Linked DNA regions of Homo sapiens: region 2 is linked to region 1. A link is an interaction called in ENCODE POLR2A ChIA-PET data of the cell type or tissue named here. Cell type or tissue: PC-9. All regions are shown on one strand. Links, peaks and the distances in the headings refer to the core of each region. The heading gives the core; the rest is flanking DNA. Region 1 has its middle 8.5 kb from the start of SLC25A3. Region 2 has its middle 85 kb from the start of TRD-GTC1-1.

Evidence for each region. ChIA-PET counts read pairs that join two places held together with the same protein. Peaks named below come from ENCODE experiments on the same cell type or tissue, not always from the same donor. Only the 100,000 strongest peaks of a DNase experiment are listed, where the experiment ranks them.
Region 2: POLR2A ChIA-PET joins it to region 1 with 22 read pairs; 10 of 35 experiments call an interaction of 5 or more read pairs at or near these places.

What each region holds. Positions count from the first base shown.
Region 1 is chr12:98,583,754-98,586,565 of GRCh38, reverse strand. No RefSeq gene overlaps it. Among named protein-coding and RNA genes, the nearest start is that of SLC25A3, 8.5 kb to the left of the region's middle. In PC-9, for the core only: no CTCF peak of the experiment used is centred there; no DNase peak of the experiment used is centred there.
Region 2 is chr12:98,417,221-98,420,032 of GRCh38, reverse strand. It overlaps the pseudogene RNU4-41P. Among named protein-coding and RNA genes, the nearest start is that of TRD-GTC1-1, 85 kb to the left of the region's middle. In PC-9, for the core only: no CTCF peak of the experiment used is centred there; a DNase peak (open chromatin) is centred at 1,222; H3K4me3 peaks cover 701 bases; H3K27ac peaks cover 1,441 bases.

The DNA of each region.
Region 1 (2,812 bases), core at 82-2,581:
TGATTAGGAATCTTGGTGTTTTTTTTTTTTTTTTTTTTTTTTGAGACTGAGTCTCGCTCTGTCACCCAGGCTGGAGTGCAATGGGGTAATCTCAGCTCACTGCAACCTCTACCTCCTAGGTTCAAGGGATTCTCCTGCCTCAGCCTCCCAAGTAGCTGGGATTACAAGCGTGGGCTACCACACCCAGCTAATTTTTTGTATTTCTAGTAGAGATGGGGTTTCACCATGTTGGCTAGGCTGCTCTCGAACTCCTGAGCTCAAGTGATCCACCCTCCTCGGCCTCCAAAAGTGCTGGGATTACAGTCATGAGAGACCGTGTTCGGCCTGTTTTTTGTTTGTTTGTTTGTTTGTTTTTTGAGATGGAATTTTGCTCTTTCGCTGAGGCTGGAGTGAAGTGGCACGATCTTGGCTCACTGCAACCTCCGCCCCCAGGTTCAAGCGATTCTCCTGCCTCAGCCTCCCGAGTAGCTGGGATCATAGGCATGTGCCAACATGCCCGGCTAATTTTGTATTTTTAGTAGAGACAGGGTTTAGCCATGTTGGCCAGGCTGGTCTTGAACTCCTTACCTCAGGTGATCTGCCTGCCTTGGCCTCCCAAAATGCTGGGATTACAGGCGTCAGCCACTGAGCCCAGCCTTTTTTTTTTTTTTTTTTTCTTTTTAATGGGGCCATAATTTCCATTCTGGACAGTGTTAGAAAGACAAAATGCCCCTATCCTTTTTTTGAAGGGTATCCTAAGTTCAGCCTTGAGAGCAGACCCAGCTCTGGGGCTGAGGTTCAGACTCTTGAATTCATCCATGTTTGTGCAAGGGGTTGAAAGCAATGAAGTTATTCTTGCATATTCAGGGACATTGTATTTTTTATTTATTTTATTTTGTTTTGTTTTGAGATGGAGTTTCACTCCTTTTGTCCAGGCTGGAGTGCAGTGGCATGATCTCGGCTCACTGCAACCTCTGCCTCCCGAGTTCAAGCGATTTTCCTGCCTCAACCTCCTGAGTAGCTGGGATTACAGGCACCCACCACCATGGCTGGCTAATTTTTTGTATTTTTAGTAGAGATGGGGTTTTGCCATGTTGGCCAGGTTGGTCTTGAACTCCTGACCTCAGGTGATCCACCCAGCTCAGCTTCCTAAAGTGCTGGATTACAGGCATGAGCCACAGCACCCAGCGGACATTGTATTTTATAGGAAATAATAGGCATGTGAATTCTTTTGCCCAGTTTCTTCCTTCTTAATATCTTGAAATCTTCTTTCTGCCATTGCAGTCATAGAATAGTGTTTGTCCGCTAGTGGGGAAGCATCTCTAGATATGGCAGACCCTAAAATAGTCCCTACAGAAGGTATATGCATATGTGGCAACTTTAGTCACTCAGTGATTATAATCCATAAGGTTAAGAGAGCTTTTGAGTGAGGCATGGCCATCACAAGTGAAGGTTCCCAAATCTGATTTCTCATTAAAGCGCCTGCCAAGACACAGATGGTTTTAGGCTTCAAAAGATTCTGTTTTACTAAGGCTGATGAAGTGTCCTGGAATCTGCCATTTTTAAAAGATCCCCAGGCAAAGCTGGACGTGGTGGCTCATGCCTGTAATTCCAGCTCTTTGGGAGGCTGAGGCAGGTGGATCACCTGAGGTCAAGAGTTCAAGACCAGCCTGGCCAACATGGTGAAATCCTGTCTTTACTAAAAATACAAAAATTAGCTAGGCACGGTGGTGTGTGCCTGTAATCCCAGCTACTTGGGAGGCTGAGGCGAAGAATCACTTGAACCTGGGAGGCGGAGGTTGTAGTGAGCTGAGATCACATCATTGCACTCCAGCCTTGGCCACAAGAGCAAGACTCCATACTCCATTTCAGAAAAATAAAAATAAAAAAAAAAAGATCCCCAGGCAAAAGATCACAGATCTTATAATCAACCATGTTTTGAGACCAATGATCTAAGGAATTCCAAGATCAGCATGAGTGACATAGCATGTGGAACGAGTTTGAGAGGGGTGTCTCTCCTGTAAAACGAGACAGCAGTTTAAATTACCCAGTTTGCCATAAATATAAAAAGTGCTCAGTTTAAAAAAAAGAAAAAAGAAATCGGCCGGGTGCGGTGGCTCATGCCTATAATCCCAGCACTTTGTAAGGCCAAGACTGGTGGATCACTTGAGGTCAGGAGCTTGAGACCAGCCTGGCCAACATGGTGAAACCCCGTCTCTACCAAAAAAAATATGAAAAAAAATTAATCAGGCATGGTGGTGCGCGTTTGTGGTCCCAGCTACTTGGGAGGCTGAGGAAGAAGAATCACTTGAGTCCGGGAGGTGGAGGTTGCAGTGAGCTGAGATCTTACTACTGTACTCCTGCCCGTGCAACAGTGAGACTCCATCTCAAAAAAAAAAAAAAGAAAGAAAGAAAAAGAAATATCTGGCCGGATGCAGTGGCTCATGCCTGTAACCCCAGCACTTTGGGAGGCCAAGGTGGGTGGATCATCTGAGGTCAGGAGTTCAAGAGCAGCCTGGTCAACATGGTGAAACGCTGTCTCTACTAAAAATACAAAAATTAGCCGGGTATGGTGGCAGGTGCCTGTAATCCAAGCTACTCACAATGCTGAGGCAGGAGAATTGCTTGAGCCTGGGAAGCGGAGGTTACAGTGAGCCAAGACCATGCCACTGTACTCCAGCCTGGGCAACAAGAGCGAAACTCAGTCTAAAAAAAAGAAAAGAAAAAGAAAAGAAATATCATTGAAAAAAGTAAATCAGAAACGAGGCAAGGTAATGCCACATATCTTGAAAAATTTGGTGATGGCCAGGCGCAGTGACTCATACCTGTAATC
Region 2 (2,812 bases), core at 104-2,603, 170 kb after region 1:
AAGCAGCACCTCTGCCACTGGGTACCACAGCCCATGCTGCGGCCACATAGCAGACCCGGGATTCTCAAAGGCTGAAGACTCACTCACCTCATCCTGCCGACTTCGCCAGTTGTCGTGCTCAGGGTCAGGTTCCAGCCCCAGCTGAGGGCTGAGGGGAGTGAGTGGATGTGGGGCAGGGAGCTGGAAGAACACTCGAGAGACAGCAGGTAGTTGAGACATGGCTTTATTCAGCAGCCCCTCACAGGGTCAGTGTTACATTTATACCTACACAGACAATAGTGGCTGAGAGCCAGGTGGGGAGCTTCTCTATGTTGTGTCTACATGGCTATGATTATATGAGACATGGGAGTGTGTGCGTGCGCCCCAATCCTGCTGAGTCTTCTAGGCTGTTTTCCTCGGTCTATGCCTGCTGCCCTATGCCTGCTTGGCTGCAGCACAGCCATGTTCCTTACACCTCCAAAGTGCTGGGATTACATGCATCAGCCACCACGCCTGGCTTCAATTTCTCTAACTTTTCTGTTTTTTCTCCTCCAAATCAAAATCTAAAATTTTCCTCTAGACTAGAGAAACAAAAACCAAAAATCATATTTTGAGCCAAGTGTTTTCCTTCTCCTTTCAATCACTTAAGCTTCCTCAGACTATCTTTTTGAGTTGGAATACTGCTTGAAGAAGTGTGTGAAATATGAAACAAACGCAGACCTATTCTTCGGCAACTTTGAGCTTGTGCAGGGAGACAGATTAAGGGAACTGGAAGAAAAACAAAGACCAAAGAGAATTGGAATGCATAGTGAATCTGCCTGAAAAATTTATCACAGACTTTAGACATTGCACTGTAATATTAACAGCCTATACTTGTCTGGCGATTTCCAGTTTCTAAAGTGCTTTTATGTCCATTACCTCGAGACCACCCTAAAGAGAAGGGCAGGACAGGCATTGCTTTTTTTTACGAAGAAGAGCTTAGGAGAGACTGAATGCTTAGCATGCAGCAACTCACCATGTGCAACTCACCCTGTCAACATGGGAACTAGCATTTAAACCTGGCTCTGCTGGCCCCAAGTCCTAGCCTTTTTCTGCCTTACCACAAACTCCACCTACTTGGGTTACCCTGGAAAGGCGCCCGGTGTCCACACCCCTCTTCTAGTAAGACTCAAGGCTGTTGACTTGCATTCCTGGGCCGCCTGCAGGCCCACGCCCCCACCATCTGCATACTATAAATGCTTTCTTCATGGAAGAACTCTAGACAGGGAAATATTTTGGTACTGGTCTGAATTAAATACCAAAGCCTTATTTGTAATTTCTGCTTAGGCAATGACACGTAAGGGATTCCAAAGGGCGACAAGTGTGAGTCCATTTGGCATTCCTTCTTTGGGCAATGGGGAAGGAGATGGCAAGTCAAGGGAAGTTAGAGTTATCCAGCCCCGACTAAGTCCAGCTGCCAGGGCTTAAGCTGAATTGACAGTCAGAGGAAGAACTAGCAGAGAGCTCTGAATCAGATTTCAGTGGTTCCACCTCAAATGGGAGTTTCTCATTGGTCTGGCAAGAGCTGTGGCTGGATTTAAAGTGAAACTGAGCCATGGACCCTGGGGGACAGCACAGGATATTACAAATGACAGCTGCTTGTCTCAATAGCAACATCTGGTCAAGAGGCCTGATCCATGACCCTTGGTGTGTGAAGCATGGGGATGTATTGACATCTGGGTTTGAGTATCTGAGGAAAGCTGTTTTAGAGCAGAGCAGAGACTCAAAGCATTGGTTCTCATTCATTACTAGTCTTCTGATTTTGAATCAGGCACATGGCTTCTCTAAGCCTCAGTTTGCTAATCTGTAAACAGGAGAGTAATAGTACTTGCCTCTCAGGTTCTTTTTTTTCTTTTGTCAAAAGCATTTTATAAGCTACAAAGGGGTCTAGAAATGTAGTTTATTACAATCGTTGTTACTTACAGGTCTGAATTTCCTGCAGGAAAAGGGGATAGAAAAGTATAAGAAATAATGGTAGCTTTGCACAGTGGCAGTATGGTAGCCCATGAGGTTTATCCGAGGCCCGATTATGGCTAGTTGAAAATGTTTCCCAATACCCTGCCATGATGATTTAAAATATAGTCGGCATGGGCAATTTTTGCAGTCTGTATTGAAACTGAACTGAAAAAAAAACAACAACAAAAAACGAAGGCAATAAGGAAATAAGGGGAGGAACTGAAGAACAGAAAAAGGAGCAGAGATAACATCCTTTAAATTAATTTTTAAAGTGTTTTTAGGCACCTGGAGCTGTGCTAAGAGCTATAAAAATAAGGTTCAGAGATGTCACTGTAGATTCAAGGCCTTTGCACGAAATGGTGCAAAGCTGATAAGGAATGGGGTAGAGATGGGATTTGGGGAGGACAGGAGTAACATTAATGGAGCATCTACGACGTCCAAGGCATTGCTGAGGATGCCATTATCTCAAGTAAGGCTTTGCATAGAGTATGCACCAGCCTCATTTTAGGGAGGAGGAAACCAAGACTCAGAGACATTGAGCAACTTGCTCAAGGTCACATGGCTAGTAAGTGATAGAGATGGGACTTGTCTGCCTCTAAAGCACATCCTCATATGCAGACAAATGAGTCAATAAAGAAAAGTATAAATTGGGTAATTCATAGGACATGTTATTAAAAAGGTGAAGGCTGAGAGAGAAAAAGAAAGCCCTGGCAGCTTGGTGACTGACTTCAGTCCTGTTGGCCTGGGACTTTCCCCATTTTAGAGTGAAAAGTCCTGTATCCTGGGAAGCCTCTCAGTCCCCGACAATCTGGGATGGTTGGTCACCCTACAGCTGATA